Linked DNA regions of Homo sapiens: region 2 is linked to region 1. The links are chromatin loops, found by intact Hi-C in ENCODE. Cell type or tissue: PC-3. All regions are shown on one strand. Each heading gives the region's core, and the rest is flanking DNA. Links, peaks and the distances in the headings are about the cores only. Region 1 overlaps PLAC1 (placenta enriched 1). Region 2 has its middle 19 kb from the start of PLAC1.

What was found. Peaks named below come from ENCODE experiments on the same cell type or tissue, not always from the same donor. Only the 100,000 strongest peaks of a DNase experiment are listed, where the experiment ranks them.
Region 2: a loop joins it to region 1, with 2.4 times the contacts of the local background. A loop is called at or near these places in 5 of 110 quality-filtered maps.

Annotation. Positions count from the first base shown.
Region 1 is chrX:134,618,121-134,626,454 of GRCh38, reverse strand. All of the region lies in intron 1 of PLAC1 (placenta enriched 1), which reads left to right. Among named protein-coding and RNA genes, the nearest start is that of PLAC1, 36 kb to the left of the region's middle. In PC-3, for the core only: no CTCF peak of the experiment used is centred there; a DNase peak (open chromatin) is centred at 4,034; H3K4me3 peaks cover 590 bases; H3K27ac peaks cover 2,155 bases.
Region 2 is chrX:134,673,241-134,681,574 of GRCh38, reverse strand. It overlaps a transcript of PLAC1 not described here. Among named protein-coding and RNA genes, the nearest start is that of PLAC1, 19 kb to the right of the region's middle. In PC-3, for the core only: no CTCF peak of the experiment used is centred there; a DNase peak (open chromatin) is centred at 4,934; H3K27ac peaks cover 1,112 bases.

The sequences.
Region 1 (8,334 bases), core at 41-8,040:
TCCACAAAATGAACTAGGTACAGAATACCACTATTTTATTCATTCACTTGACAAATATTTACTGAGCATCTACTATGTGCCAGGTACTTTGATAAACACTGGGAGTAAACTGTTGAACAAAACAGAAGTGTCCCCTGCCCTCAGGGAGCTTACTGTTTCATAGGCAAGGTGAGTGAAAAGCAAGTAAACACACAAATATAGAATTACAGATGGCAAAAGAAAAAATACAGGTGGGGCATGGACTAAGGGTCAGGATGGTGTCGCCATGGTGGCCTGGCATTTAGAGTGAGTTCTGAATAAAGAGAAGGGAGCCACCTTTCAGGCTGAAGGGAACGTGTGTGAAAGCACTTTTGGGATTCAGGCTCTTGAAGTCGCTGGTCAGGCAGGAGGCTCCCTGAAATCTGCTCCACTTTTTGCTCCTCACTGTGCAAACCAAAGTGCTCTAGGCTTTGTGGTTGCTCAGGGCACAGAGGACCAGATGGGTTCCAGAGACCAGCCTGAAAGTTCCCCAGTGAGGATGCATGGTGATAGCCTGCGAGTTTCAGCCAGTTGGATGAGGTGAGCTTCCAAAATATTCTTAAACCCTACAGCCTCCGAGACCCATTTCCCAGTGATTTCCATTCCTGGTCATCACTTTCTTTCTGCAGGGGACACTTGCCTGTGGAAAAGCAGTGCCTCGCCTTGGTTAGGGTTAAAGATTGAGGCAGTGCTGGCCTTCAGGAAAAGTGCAAGCAGCAATGGAGAGAGAGCAAAAACTGAAGCCAAGGAAGCAGCCCCTGCCAACAACTTCCGTTCTTTCCCTTTCCTTCGGCATGGCTGCCCAAGGAGCCCCCAGTGACTGTTCATGGTGATCTGTTTGTTTCACAATTGACAAAGAAGGAGGGAGCCCTTTCTGACATTTTTGCCCAGAGGACCCAGATTTCTCAGTTTGAAACTGCCAAATACGCAACTTTGGGTGGATATTTGGCTGAATCACTTTGAAGGGCTTGTCAGTGCCTAAAATGGAAATTGTTAGAAAGCAGAGGAGGGTGGTTGCCAGCAACCATGAAATGGTAATGACCAAATCATTTATTTTTGCAATGAAATGTCATCCCCTAACACTACAAAGGCAGGTTTTTTCTAGCTTAGAAGTACTGACTACCTATAAAAATCTTCAAAAGTGATTCTGTGTGCCATGCACATGTACACATATACCCCATTTCTCTCACCCTCTGCCTTCCCTCCTAAACCAAGCTTCTTCCATGTTCCTGGAGCCCAGCTGCAACCTGGGATGAATTAAGATATTGGCTGATTATGAAAGGTAATCAGGCTTCAGCTATCATATAAAATGAAGGGGAGTTCATTTGGTTATTTGTAAGATGGTATGTGGCTGACTTTCTATGTGGGAAAGTCAGTAGGCTGTAATAGATCATGCCCCAAAATACGATGTGGATCTTTTAAAGATCTGTTTGAGTCTAGCTGTAGTTGCACCTAGGAGACATGATACTTAATAAGGTTTCTCCTATCTATCTATCTATCTATCTATCTATCTATCTATCTATCTATCATTTATCTGTCATCTATCTATCTGCTTCATTAGCAGGCAAATTAGGCAAGATCTCCCATTGTGTACTTTGTATTTTTAAATGCTGACACCTTTTTTCTGAGTTTAGGAGGAAGATACTGGAAAATACATTGTGGGTTGACACTGGGGAATGCAAGAGGATCTTTCTTTGAAAACAGCCATTAAGATACTATTCCCCTGGGCCAATTCCTGGGCAGTTTTAACCACATACAAAGCCCCAGGTTCTTCTTCTAGCTTTTCTATATTGACTCCTGTGTTAAGATCAGTGAAAATTTATACTATCATATAATTTATTTTAAAGTAATACTTTACAAGCCTTTGGCTTGAAAATATTTCAGTAACATCTGCACATTCAATACTGAAAAGTAAGATGGCTCCATTCTGCTCTCATTATAGTAGGCTTTGAGAGGTATCTTTTCTTTGTATCACAGTCATTAGTCCAGTGGTTGATCAGCTTCTTTTTCAACAGAAGTGGCTTTTTCCAAAGTCCTTTGTGATTGTTGATGTGGGATCTATTCTGAAAGCAGGTTTGCTGTTAAGGAAGGTTATAGGAACATTACCGTTTAGCCATGGACCTTGATCATCTGAATGTGGTAGCTGGGTGTTATCTCAGTGCATTTGAAGCTCATGCTTATGGAATCCCTGTTATGCAAGGGGTTGGGGAAGCCCACTGGAAAAAGTGGCTCCAGTGTGGATGAATCCGTCCTTCAGATTCCTTTGTAGGGTTGGCTTAAAGGGCAATTATAAATTAGTCTGTGTCATTTCTGTCCATTTCCCAACCTTTTAAGAGCTCTCCTGGCCCTCGATCTGCATGTATCTAATACCACTTTCTCAGCCTCAGTTTCCTAATATGTAACACGAAGGACTTGGACTAGACAAGCTACAAGTTCTCCCCAAACTCTGACACTTGATAAATCTAATGCACTTATCAGCAGAGAGGAATGTGGCTATTTTCCAACTCTTTCTTTAGTTTGGGGAAACTAATTTTATATAATGTTCTTTCCCTGTGTTTCCCTTTTAAAAGGAAAACATGACCCATTTCCGGTGTTGTAAAGTCAACACTTTGCAGCTCTGCACGAGGAAGCTTCTTTCTATGTAGAAGGGGCACAGAATGCCACGGGAACCAGGGCAGGAACCAACACCTGACAAGAGATGCAGGCACATGCGGCATGTGGGGCGGGCTGTCCCTCACAGGAGCCAGAATCATCAGTACTAGCCTCAGTCCTCCCATGCAGCTGGCCCCACTCAGAAGCATAATGGTGTGGAGCAGAGATCCCTGAGCTAGCATTCCTGGATTAGAGTGCTTACTAGCTGTTTACCTCCAGTGAGTTAATTAACCTTTCTGTGCCTCAGGTTCCTAATCTGTAAAATACGAATAATAATCACACTACTGCAGAGTACAGTTGCAAGGATTAGATAAGATCACGTGGGCATGTAAAGTGCTTAGAACAACGTGTAGCACACACATATTAAGTGCTCGGCAAATGTTAACTATTTGTCCATTGGGCTCAAATGTCCAAGTATGGATCCAGGAGTTGAAAGGTTGGATTCCACAGGGCCATCCTCCCTCTTGTGTCCAAGACTCTTTGTGGTCTAGGACAACTTTTGTGAGAACAACTTGTATCTGCTCTGGAATAGATGACTTTCCCTTTTCTATAGAGCTACTGTCCAACTAGCCCAGCCTTAGTGTCCCTGGGTTCACAAGTCAGTGATAATGACCAAAAATATGAAAAACTATCTGACGAGAGGGAAAGTGTGCTCATTGAGACCCCAGCAATAAGCAATTGTCTGCCATTGCAGAGGATTTAACAGAGCTCAGACGTGAAGGCTCTTGTAGTTGACAAAGGATCTTTAGAAAAGAATGTTCCCTGAGGGTGCTCCATGTCTACAGAGGCCCAAACAAGAGAAAACAGATTGTGGTTAGACCCAGGGAAGACATTTTTACCACACACAGATAAAATGCTGGGCCACATTCCCAAAACAGGTTATGTAGTGTCTTCCCCTGGTAAATTGGGAAAAGAGTGGCTGGCCATCTGTCCTAGATTGTTTCATAGACCACCAGAGCAGGAAGAACCCTTAGAGGTCATCATATCCAAACCTCTATTTTAAGGATTGAGAATGCTAATACACAGAGGGAGGAGATAATTGCCCTATAGTCATATAGCAAATTATTAGCAGGACCAGGATTTAAATCTTAGGCCAACACAGCTTGCCACTGCACCTTAGTTATCTCTTAAGGCACTCAAAGTGCTGTCCCTTCTAGTTCTGGAATGCTCCATGGTATCAATGTACTAAAAAAGTAACTGAGGCCCACCCAGAAGGACTCGAAGGTGTTGAGCAGTATCCAAATTGCAATTCCTCTAGTTTACCCATCCGATTTTGGAGCTCCAGCTGTCAAAGTGTTTCAGCCAAGCCTCCTCATTCAACTAACTGGTCTTAACTTACCATTTGAAAGCAGCTGTGGTTAAAGCAGAGCTTGCTGACTCAGCCCATGTAGTAAGGATGACTAAACACAAGAATTTCCTGTGGAGGGGGGAGGAGGGGGATGGAAAATATCTTTCAAATGCATTTGTTTCAGGGAACCCTTCTGATCAGTCAGGAGGTAGCCCACCGTGGGCCCATGAGGAAAAGCAGCAGGCTGTCCCCGCTCAGCACCAAGGCAGGATTTGCAGATGTTTCCTTTCTTTTTTCTAAACAACATTGTGGCTGTCTCGGCACCATTTTGGTCTGGCCAGCATTTGCACAGAGCTTCATCTGCCAACTGATACAGCCCAAAGCCAAGCGGAGCAGATGCCTTCCCTGACTGGAGGGGCCTTTCACATTCCTCTGCTCAGAGCCCAGGGGTGAATTGGGGCTGATCTGCTTTATCTCAAGACAGTTTCAATTCTGAGCCCACCTTGAACTCAAAAGAGAGGATCACTTATGCTGACCGATCAGAAAATATTGTGGGCTGGCTTCCATCTCCAGGATGCACCTTGGGGAGTTTGCAATCTGGAGTAACGTTATCATTTTCAGGTCTGAGTACCACACGGCCATTGGACAACTTCAGGAAACAAACATTGACCTTCAGTTGGGTTGCTCACCAGCTTAAAGCAGTAATCCAGTGAACCCAAAATTTGGGTAAATATTTTAAGACTGTTGGCTGGAAAAGAGTCTGCCTTGCTCAATTAGAAAGTGGAAGACACCTGGTGCATTTGGGGGTGACAGATTTTATTTACAACTTGCAAAATAGAAAAGGGCAGCAGGGAAAAAGAGAGAGTGAACATACTCAGCCATATTCTGAAAGCCATATACAACTCAAACAGTTCAGTCATTGAGGATTCAAGTCCAAGAGGCCTGCCTCACCCTCATGCTCACAAGGAGAAAACAGGACTAACTGCCTCCGAGGTCTCAAACAAGACCGAGGATTTTCTTTTCTTTTTTTTTTTTTTTTTTTTTTTTTTTTTGAGACAGAGCCTGCTCTGTTGCCCGGGCTGGAGTGCAGTGGCACGATCTCGGCTCGCGGCAACCTCCACCTCCCGGGTTCAAGCGATTCTCCTGCCTCAGCCTCTCAAGTAGCTGGGATCACAGTTGCGCACCACCACACCTGGCTAATTTTTGTAGTTTTAGTAGAGATGGGATTTCACCATGTTGGCCAGGCTGGTCTTGAACTCCAGACCTTAAGTGATCCGCCAGACTCAGCCTCCCAAAGTGCTGGGATTACAGGCATGAGCCACTGCGCCTGGCCAAGGATCTATTTTTCATAAGCAAGTAAAAATTTCTTCATCTAATGGGGGAAATGTTCTGGAACAGGCAATGTGGAGTAATGGAAAACAAACTGGTCTGGCAAGAGGAGAGGGGAGAAGGAAGGAGGGAGTGTCCCAGTTCCCTTGGGTGTGAAGGGTGACCCAAGAAGTGTAAGCTTTGAAGTGTTATCTTACTTTTCTAAGCCTGTTTCTGATTCAGTAAATACTTTAGCTACACATAGTGCCTAGTAATAATGTTTTCTGAATAAGTGAGAGTGAGAGAGAAAAAGAAAGCAATGAATATATGAATGAATATGTCAAGAAAGTGAATTAATATATGACAGAATGGTAAGGATTTGCGTAGTTCATGGAGTTGGTTTGAAGCTTAAATGAAATAATGGTTATGAGTTCTCATTTTCTAACACTACGCTTAATACATTATCTGTATACTCACTATCTTATTTGAATCTTTCGAGGCTCCTGTGAGATAGGCAGGGTAAGGACTGTCACCTGTCTGATAGAGGGAATTGAGTATCGGAGAGGTGGAGAGGCAATAGATGATGGAACTAGGGGCTCCGCATGCAGTGCTCCTTCTAACGTACCACACAACCTCTTACTTTCAGATGAAAAAGGTTTTTAAAGAAGAAAGTTCTATAGGACCACCACATAGGATCTATGACTTACAACTAAGCACCTTTTATATGAGGGCTTAAACACTGGAAGTGGGCTTAGAAGAAGAAATATCAGGCTAGGACTAACAATGCTATTGAAGATTATGGTAAGAACTTGTCAACTCAAAATACAAGAGGCCAGGGGGAAATGGTGTTGGAATGACTTGGGTTTGGATTATCTAATATTTTTGTAAAAGAACAATGGGACCTCTAGTTGGCAAGGAACTAACAGTTGCTATTTGAAATAACATGGGCCACTATAAGAAGGTTGACTGTAGACTCAAGTAAGTCAGCCAGTATCTACTTAGTTTGTCCCATCAGGTGTCTGGCCTTTCATGAAGCCATAAGCTGTTTAGCAGGAACAGACTTGTGGTCTGAGTCTTCTCCAGGTTTACATGGGTCTTAGAACCTTTGACTCATGATACTGAATGGTGCTGTTTAATAAAGTCATATAGTCTAGTCCCCATCCAGTAAAGCTATTCCTATCTGATGAGTCACTGTCCACCCTCCAGTGACAAAACAAATGAACAAACAAACAAACAAAAAACTTACTGCCTACTGTACCTATAGTTTCCAGCTTTCTGTTCTGGACAGTTATGATGGTCGTCTGTGCCATCATCATTTCTAATTGCATGGGGCACTAGGGAAATAGAGATATGTTCATTGTAAGTGTACCTCATGCAGGCAATTAGACATTGAAAACAAAATTTTCATAAAGCAAATCCTTATTTTTGTGCCCTAGATCGGCTTGTTATTTAAAGAAATCATTGATCTCTAGTTTATCATTTTCTAAAACACAGAATTAGGTTTTCTTTTTCTTTTCTTTTTTCTTTTTTTTTTTTTTGAGATGGAGTCTTGCTTTGTCACCCAGGCTCAAGTGCAGTGGCGCAATCTCAGCTCACTGCAACCTCCGCCTCCCAGGTTCAAACGCTTCTCCTGCCTCAGCCTCCCAAGTAGCTGGGATTACAGGCGCATGCCACCATGCCTGGCTAATTTTTGTATTTTCAGTGGAGATGGGGTTTCACCATGTTGGCCAGGCTGGTCTTGAACTCCTGACCTCGTGATCTGCTCACCTCGCCCTCCCAAAGTGCTGGGATTACAGGCATGAGCCACCGCGTCCAGCCAGAATTAGGTTTTCTTAATGCAGGAGTTTTAAACATGGGGTCTGTTGCTCTTGGACTAGCTATGGGAAGCTGGGTGAATTTTTCTGAAACTATGTGCAGAATTGTGTTTTTGCTTTTACATACTTTTCTGAGAGGATCTACAGCTTTCCTCAAATTCTCAAAAGGGTTAACACCCAAAAAGGTGAAGAAAAACTGGGTGAAAAAAATGGTGGAACTATAATTGTGTTTGTGAGTCCTAAAGTATGCAGCTTCAACTGCAATTTTTTAAGAAGGTGGCTTTGTCTCTGTCAATTGCATGGTCTGGTTCTCTTCCTTCTGCTGCCTCTGAAGGATAGGTACCCATGGGACATAGTGCCAAGCTTTGACTTTTTCTCTGTCGTATTTGCAGGGTATTAACCATGCTAATAGGAGTTGAATGGCAATTGTTGTAGACTAAAATAAGGTATTATTTGATAACATTTCTAATTCCTTGTCCTCAGTTGTCAACCCCAGAGTACAGCCTATAAGGCAGACATCTTTGTTGCATGACTTCAGCTTTAGAATCAGAGAGCTCTGTGACCTTGGGAAAGTCACTTAATCTCTCTGAGCCTCAGTTTTCATCTGGCAGATGGGAATAATAACAGGGTTGTTGTGAGGATTATAAGTGAGATGATGAGGCTGGGCATGGTGGCTCACGCCTGTAATCACAGCCCTTTGGGAGGCTGAGGTGGGCAGATCGCTGGAGCCCAGGAATTCAAGACCAGCCTAGGCAACATAACGAAAACACGTCTCTACTAAAATAAAAATAAAAATAAAAGATTAGCCAGGCATGGTGGTGCACACCTGTAGTCCCAGCAACTGAGGAAGCTAAGGTGGGAGGATTGCTTGAGCCTGGGAGGTTGAGGCTACAGTGAGCCATGATCGCACCACTGCACTCCATCCTGGGCAACAGAGTGAGAACCTGTCTCAAAAAAAAAAGTGAGATGATGTATATAATGTGCTGGAAACATAGTAAGTGCTTAATAAATAGCAATGCCAATGGTACCTGTGCTGATAAGCAAGTTCTTAAGAAGATCCAAAGCTCTTTCCTGAGGATATGGATAGCTCTGTCTGGGAGCTACCTTGCTGCCCGGGGCCATGCTCAGTGGTCCATCCATGGGCATGGGAACAAAAACAGTCGGACCTTTGTCACTTTATTCAAAACATAGGGTTTGGCCTGTTCAACACTTGTACTCTGCTAGAAACTGTTGAGGAGCCCTGAAACCATGTTT
Region 2 (8,334 bases), core at 90-8,089, 55 kb before region 1:
CTTTGCACAAAGACTCCTAAATAGCTATATCTCTAGGACCTGGCACAGCATAGCTTTTTAATAAATAGTTGTTATCTTCAATTAAGGAATGTGTATGTGCACATGTATGTATCTGTGTGTGTGTGCATGTCGTGACTGTGTATATAATGCCATTTCACTTCTACACTGTAGCTCAGTCTATCCCCCACTGCTTGAAATAGCATCTCCACTTCTCTCACATTATCCTTCAAGGCAGCCTCATTTCCTTAGTGATGACTTCCCAGGAGGACCCCCTCCTCTTAACGACCAAAGTGTTTACCACTCATTTAAATCTCATCATACACAGTATGTGACAGCTTGGGGACTGTAGTTTATTCATTTAACTCTGTTAAGGGCCACTAATTAATATGGGTAGGTAAAATGATTTCCAGTTTCCCAGGGGCCCTGTGAAAACCACGATGCCCTAACAAAAGAGCAGCTATTACAATTTTAGGCCCTGAGAAGACAGATGAGGCCCCTTCTCTGATGAGCACCTTGGTCATGCAGAATCTTCCTGGCCTGGTCACATGAGCCTGATTGCAATTCTGCCCCCAATCTGCCGGTATGATTCTGGTCAAGTCTTAGCCCCTTGAAATTCACTGGACTCACCTGTACAATGAAGCAGTTGTTCTCTGGGCACTTGGGTCCTTTGCAATTTTCTATCTATTAGGCTTCATTCTTCCTGACTTCAGGAAGAGAGGATATGGCCAGGATGCTTGAGAAAGTACAGTGCCTTCTCAAATGGCCCCAGCACTACCATGTCTGCCCTGCTCTAATTAAAAGTGCAGTGCACAGACACTTGAATATTGGCCTTAATTAAGGCACCCAAATGAAAAGCCTAGAATTGCAGCGAATGCACCACATATAGAACTGATTTTCCAAACCCTTAGCTGGGTAATGTTCTCAAGAGGCTACACACAAGTGACGAAGGGATCAGGGAAGGAAGGTGTTTAGTTTAGTTTAGTTTAGTTTAGTTTAGTTTAGTTTAGTTTAGTTTAGTTTAGTTTAGTTCAGTTTAGTTTAGTTCAGTTTAGTTTAGGAATACTTGCTCATACAGAAGCCCTTTCAAAGGCAAAGAAATGGCCAGTATTTCAGGCAGGACCCTCTTCTTTTCCCTCTATTCACTGCTTAACAGCTCCAGGGCACGCTGGCATGTGATGTGACAGCCAGTGTGATAGAGTAGCTATGATGGTGTGCTCTGGCATCAGGGATACCTGGGTCTTAGTCTTAGCTCTGTCATGCGCTGGCTGCATGACTTTAGCCAGGTCACTTAACCTCTGATCCTTAGTTTCCTCATCTGTAAAAGGGAATAATAATGATACTACTTCTTAGGGTCGTTGTGACAATTAAACAAAGGGATGCTTAGAACAGTGCCTGGCTCTTAGTTGGTGCTCTGTGAGTGTTAGGAGAAAAATGTCCAAATTGCAATATTGGGACACAAGAGTACCCATGTCCTTCTGAAGATTCAGGGTGGTAGCATGTTTGAAACTGGAGCTGTCCTACAAAATTCAGTCTCTGCCTAGGAAGCAGTTTGCACTCTGCTCTTTGCCTGAAAACTCTGCTCAGTGGCTTGATCAAGTGGGAATATACCACTCCATGGCGGAAAGAACAGAGACATAAACTCTAAGCTCAGAGAGCAGCTAATTCAATCACCCTCTTGCTCACCTTCACCCGCCAACACCAAACGGACCCAGAAACTCCAAAAAAGGAAGTGAATCTCTGAAGGTCACACAATAAACTAGTGGTGGACAGTTCTACCTCTTGATCTTTTTACTGCTTCTTTTATGAATAAGAGTTGAGAAACAAAATGTGTGCAGTATAGAACAGATTCAAAAACAAACTCCATGAATCTAGGAGACTTAAGCTAGTCTCTGTACACCAGGGTTTCTCAACTTTAGCACTATTGACATTTTGAGCCAGATCATTACAAATTATTACCACACATTGCACTGTAGAATGTGTAGCAGCATCCCTGGCCTGCTTGCTCAGTTGTGTGACAACGAAAAATGTCTTCAGACATTGCCAAATGTCTGCTCTAGGGGTAAGGTGGGGTGGCAGAACTTCATGTTGAGAGCACAGCTGAATAGGAGCAGCACTGTAAATGTAGCTTGCTCCTCAGAGTTCTTTTCAGCACTCTTCTCCACTATATTGTCTCCAATGGTGATATCATCCAACCCCGTGGCTGATGGCTTCCAGATGTGGAGCTCTAGACTTGACCTCTCCAGCCCACTCCTGTCTTATATATCCACGGCCTACTCGACATCCCTCTTGCACATGTTATAGGCATCTCAGACAATACCGAACTCCTGATTCTTGAGCCTACCCTTTCTCCAACTCATTCTTGCCTTCATTCATTCATTCTTGCATTAGACAATATTGCACACCTAGTGTATTCATTTCCTGTGGCTGCTGTTACAAACTACCACAAACTTGGTGTGGTCTAAACTACAGAAAATGTTTTCTTTCATAGTTCTGGAAGCCAGAAGTCCCAAATCAAGGTGTCAGCAAGGCCTTGCCTCCTCCAAAGATTCTAGGGGAGAATCTTTCCTTGCCTCTTCCAACTTCTGCTGGCTCCAGGTACTCCTTGGCTTGTGGCTGCATCACTCTGATCTCTGCATTGGTCATCACATGGTCTTTTCCTCTTCTCTCCCTGTGGTTCTCCTCTGTCTTTTATAAGGACACTCATCATTTGACTTAGAGGCCACCTATATAATCCACAATGACTTCATCTTGAGATCCTTAATTACATCTGCAAAAATCCTTCTTCCAAAAAAGTCATGTTCACAGGTTCCTGCGGTTAGGACACAGATGTATCTTTTTAGGGGCCATCATTCAACCCACCACTCCTACTATGCACCAGGAATGTTATAGATGCTGGGGATACAGTGGGGAACAAAGCAAAGTCCTTGATCTCGTGGAAATTACATTATACTGTTAGAAGATAGATAGACAATAAATGGATAACTATATAATATAGAATGTCAGGTAGTGATAAGTGCTAGAGAGAAAAAGAAAACAGGGTAAGAAGATAGAAAATGATGGGGTATGCTACTTTTGATAGGGCGCTCAGGGAAATCCTCTTGGAAGAGGTGATGTTCAGGTAGAGAACCGAAGCACTGGAACCAGACATGGGAAGGTCAGGGAAAGGTGTTAGAGGCAGAGGGAACAGAAAGTGCAAAGGTCTTTAGAAAGGATTATTCTTGACATGTTTGAGAAAAAGCAAGGAGGCCAGAGTGGGTGTTGCACAGACAGTGACCAGAAGAGTGGCAGGAAATGAGTTTGGAGAGGTTGGTAGGAACCAGAGCACGCAGGGTGTTGTGGGCCATGGAAAGAACTTTGGTTTTATTCCAAGTGTGATAAGAAACCATTAGACCGAGTCTACAGATGAGGGGAGTGACATGACCTGATTTGCATTTTCAAAATATCAGCCTGGCTGTGATGTGGAGAAGGAGGCATAGCAGCAGGGCAAGTGTATAGGCAGTGAGACGAGCTTGTGGAAAGGGAGAGGCACTGTCTCCATCCATCCCCTTGCTCAAGGAGTCATTCCCGATTTCTCTCTTACCCTTATCCCCCACATCTAATCCACTGGAAAAATCCTCTCAGCTTCATATTCAAAATATATCCAGAATTTGACCATTTCTCATCACCTCCATCACTACCCCTCAGTCTTAGCCACTGTTATCTCTTGCCTGGTCCACTATGATAGCCTCCCAACTGGTCTCCCTGCTTCAACCCTTGCCTCCTCAGTCTATTTGTGACACAAGAGCCAAATCGAACTTTTTAAAGCATAAGTCAGAACATGTCACCCCCCGGGCTTAAAACCTGCGATGGTTTTCCAGTGCACTTAAAATAAAATCCAAACACTCTGCCATGGCCGCCATTATGTGACTCTCACCTATCCTGCAGCCCCATTCCCTACCACTCTCCTTACTCACTACGTTCCAGCCACTCTGGCCTTCTTTCCTTAAACCCTTCCAGTTTGTTCCTACCTCAAGGACTTTGCACCAGCTGTTCCTCTAGGTGGTAATATGGTTTTTTCCAGCGGCTGTCACCTCCTCCAGGAGGCCTCCCTGATTACCCTCATGAAAGTAGGATCCTGATTGTCACCCTGTTTTCTTTTATTTTCTTCAGAGCATGTATTACTCTCTGAAATTATATCAGGTATTTGTTTGATTTATTATGTGTTTATATGGTGGCTTATTTACTACTTGTCTTTTCTTACTAGAAGGTAAGCTTCCTGAATCAGGGCTCATGTCTGACTTGTTTGCTGCTATGACCTCAGCAGCTAGTACAGTGCCTGGCACACAGTAGCCCCTCAGTTAATATCTGTTGAGTGAATGAACCTCTCTCCCAGTGCACAACTGGACAGGAGCTTAAGGACTATCCAGCGAGTGGACGTCGGAATCACCCAGAGGGCTTTTAAAACAATCCATATTTCCAGGGCCCCTTCCAAGCCTACTGCATCAAAATCTCCTGGGGCGGGCCCACAAATCTACATTTTGAACAAGTTCAGTTTGTAACAAACACTTATGTAGCACTTACTGCTACTATTCTAAGTATTTTACATATATTAACTCATTTTATCCTTTTAATAGTAATTTTAGTATTACAGTTTTACTGCCAAGGAAACGAAGGCACAGGGACATTTAGTAACTTTGCCCAAGGCCACCCAGGCAGGAAGTAGTAGAGTCAGAATTCAAACCCAGTCAGTATGTCCTCTTAACCACTACTCTGTGCTGACTCTGCACAAGAAGTTCTGTGATCAGTGCTGTTTGGGACCCATACATAAAATTGGCTCCAATAAGGACACTGAGACCCAGACTAGACAATGGACCTGATTAAAGCCACAATCAGAAATGAGATAGGTTTTGCGTCTTTCCATCTGATGAGCATTCCATTCTGTCCAGTCATTCTGTGCTCTGTAAAGGGCAGGGCCGGGGAGTATGCTGCCTACATAAAAGTTAAGTCACAAGAAGTTGTCTAGAAATGTTTTTGCTGTCAGCACTGGTTGTCAGGGAATGCAGGAACACATCCTGGTATTGGGATCTCTTATCATCTCTGGGACAATACAAGCTTAAAGTGGGAGACCCTCTTCCCTCAGGAGACAGTTAGCAAAGCCACGGGCGACGAAGCCTGCTGCTGCTGGCCTAGTTGAGGATGGAGGTGTAAGAGAAGCCCCCATAATGTCAGCGGAGGGAGCAGTATGTGCGGCGGAGCTTATCTGCTCCGGTCACAAAAAGTGCACCAGGCCTCGGCAGGCAGCCTCCACTCCCCTATTCCCGCCAGCCCCCACTGAGAGAACCAGGGGATGGCCCAGCCAGATGACATGCCTCAGTTACTCTCCAATGAGGCCCCGGGCCAAACAGGCTTTTCAATTTCCAGATGCTTTTTAATTAAAATAAAGGCCACTCTGTAACCTAACATTGAATAGACAAAGTTTCCTTAGTAGAATGACTGTACGAGTTCACCCTTTTTCCATTACTTTTCATTGAGCAACTGAACGTTTCTAACCAATAAATTATGACTTGAGTCACATGACAGCAAGGGGCATGGAAGGGTTAAGTGACTTATGGAAGGTCACTCTGCTAAAGAAAGACTCCTTTGTTCTAGCCTCCCCTCTTGCTCCTGCCTCTGCGAGCCCGTATTCTACCTTTTGGGGAGACGGAAAGAGGGCTACTCTAGCCTCGCTCAGAACAGCAGAGGGTTGAGCAATGGTGTTGTGACCTGGTCCATCTGGGAATTCAGACTCTTCATCTCTGCTTCAAAATGGATCTCAAGAGCTCAGATTTTCTGTATTGGTTGCCCACACCATGAGTTCTAACTCTGCCTCCATCCTTTGGGGACATAAATGGCAGGAGGGAAAAAAGGCCACTTTCTTTTTTTTTTTTTTTGAGATGGAGTTTCGCTCTTGTTGCCCGGGCTGGAGTGCAATGGCACAAACTTGGCTCACCACAAACTCTGCCTCCTGGATTCAAGCGATTCTCCTGCCTTAGCCTCCCGAGTAGCTGGGATTACAGGCATGCACCACCAGGCCCGGCTAATTTTGTATTTTTAGCAGAGACGGGATTTCTCCATGTTGGTCAGGCTGGTCTTGAACTCCCGACCTCAGGTGATCCACCCGCCTCGGCCTCCCGAAATGCTGGGATTACAGGCGTGAGCCACCACGCCCGGCCAGGCCACTTTATTTCTATCCAGGTCACGTGGTTAGAGATGTTTGGGGAGGCCTGTGGGGGGACAAAGCAATCTCACCAACTTCTGTCTTGGACTTACCTGGTCTAGAATACTAGCACAGAAAAGGAGCAAGAGGCCTGACGACAGGTTTAGGCTCTGCCCAGGTGTAATAGCTTACTTTTTCTTCTTAATTATGAGCCAACTCAGCCTTTAGCAGAGTTCAGAGACAATGAGGCTGTCTATGGGCTCAGAACAAAGCCCACTGATCCTAGACTCCAGAGTTCGATGCATTAAGTGACGACTGATTGAGCTCCCCTGCCTCACATGGATCACTGTTCTTGTTCACCACATACTATGATTAGGACAACTGAGGTCCCAAAGGTTACATTTGTCCAAAGAGCCTCAGCTAAGAATTGAAGAGAATAAAGAACGAGTGTTTTCTCAATGAGTTTTCTCTTCCCAAACTCCTGTCCTGTGTTCTTTTTGTGAAAGCAGAGCTTAGGCCGAGTTCTTTCTTCCCTGTTCTGCTGAAAGATTGGGTCTGATCTGTATTGCCAGCTGTAAAGACAGGAAGAGGAAGGAGTGAGAAACCAATGAGAACCCATTTCAAGTTTTCCTTGAATACTCCAAAATAGTTTCTTCCACATCCTGGAAGTACCAAAGCAGTTAGTGTGGTCTATCTTGGGCCACATCTACATGAAACCAACATAGCCCATAGGAAAGTGGAGGACCCAGCCAACCACTGTTTGAGAGGCTGTTGATGTTTGTTTTCTACAGTTCTAAATTACCTACGTCTGTGCACCACAGATGCTTGTGGGTCACAGTGCATGTGATTGAGGTTATGTATGGGTTGAATGCTGTAGGAACCAGGTTTATTTTGTCCTGGGTCCTTTCTCACTTTGGCCTTCTTTTATTGCCTGTGTGAACTTTTCTTATTTGGATCTACTGAAGACATAGAAACATCCCTGCCCTTACCCCAACCCTTCCATTTCATTCCTGAGTGACCTTTTGGCTGGAGGCTCTCTTGGCATTGCAAAGATTAAGAGTGTCTCCACAGGTCTGTTTCAGGATTCCCAAGAGAATTTGAGGCATAAGGCTGAGAAAATGAGTTTTAAGATTCAGTGCTTGGAATATTTTTCCTCAACATGTCATCCTGAATCTAGAATTTCTGAAGAAGATCCATGATATCAGCTAATTTGGGCAACCTTGGTATCTTCCTTTACCATTCAACTTGTGAAGTGTCATAAAAGGGCCATATCCTAAATGGCTCCCAAGTGGGCTGTTGGGCCAAGATTTTGGTGTTCAAGTAGGCCATCTTGTGTTTCACTCCGTAGGGAATTGTGATCATACCCAACAGATGTGTAGCTTCAAAAAAGCAAAGGGTGGTAGGCTTTAGAAATATCCATCTGTTGAACATTTTTCCTTTCATCTGCAGGATAGATAAAGACCGTGTGAACGGTCCTACCCAGCCCCACACAAGATTATAGCCACATTTCTTCTCATGAACAGAAGAGTGAAGGCAAGTGAGGGACATTTGAAAAATGGCTGGCAGTACCTAGGTCAGGTTGTTGGAAGCTTTTTGGGCTCTCATTCTGGGATTAAGTTATGTTGGAAAGCAAGGCCAGCCCCTTTCCTCCCTCAACAGATGGAGATCAAAAGACAGTGTCAGCCTAACCATCCACAAATCTCTCCAGTGTTTGACACTCACTATCAACAAATTCCATCTCTCTGTGAGGGAGGCAGCAATCTGAAACAGCCTTATTAGGCCACAGGGCTTGGGGACTGGGGTGGTCTCTGCATCCTATGGCCACTTTTCATTTGGAATCATTTGGTCTACTAAACCTCTCCATTTATTAAAAAAAAAAAAATTGAGACTATGATGAGACTTTCACATGACAGAGTTTCTAGGCTGAAAAGAAATGGCCACAGAATGATGGGCCATTTTCTTCCTCACATCCTGTCACACAAATACACTCAAATTTCCCTTTTCCCTGTCTCCCCTCTCTCTCCCTTCTGTCTCTTCCTTCCTTCCTCCCTCCCTCCTTCCCTTCCCTTCCCCTTCCCTCCTTCCTTCCTTCTCTCCCTCCTTCCTTCCTTCTTCCCTTCCTCCATTCCTCCCTCCCTCCTTCCCTCCCTCTCTCCTTT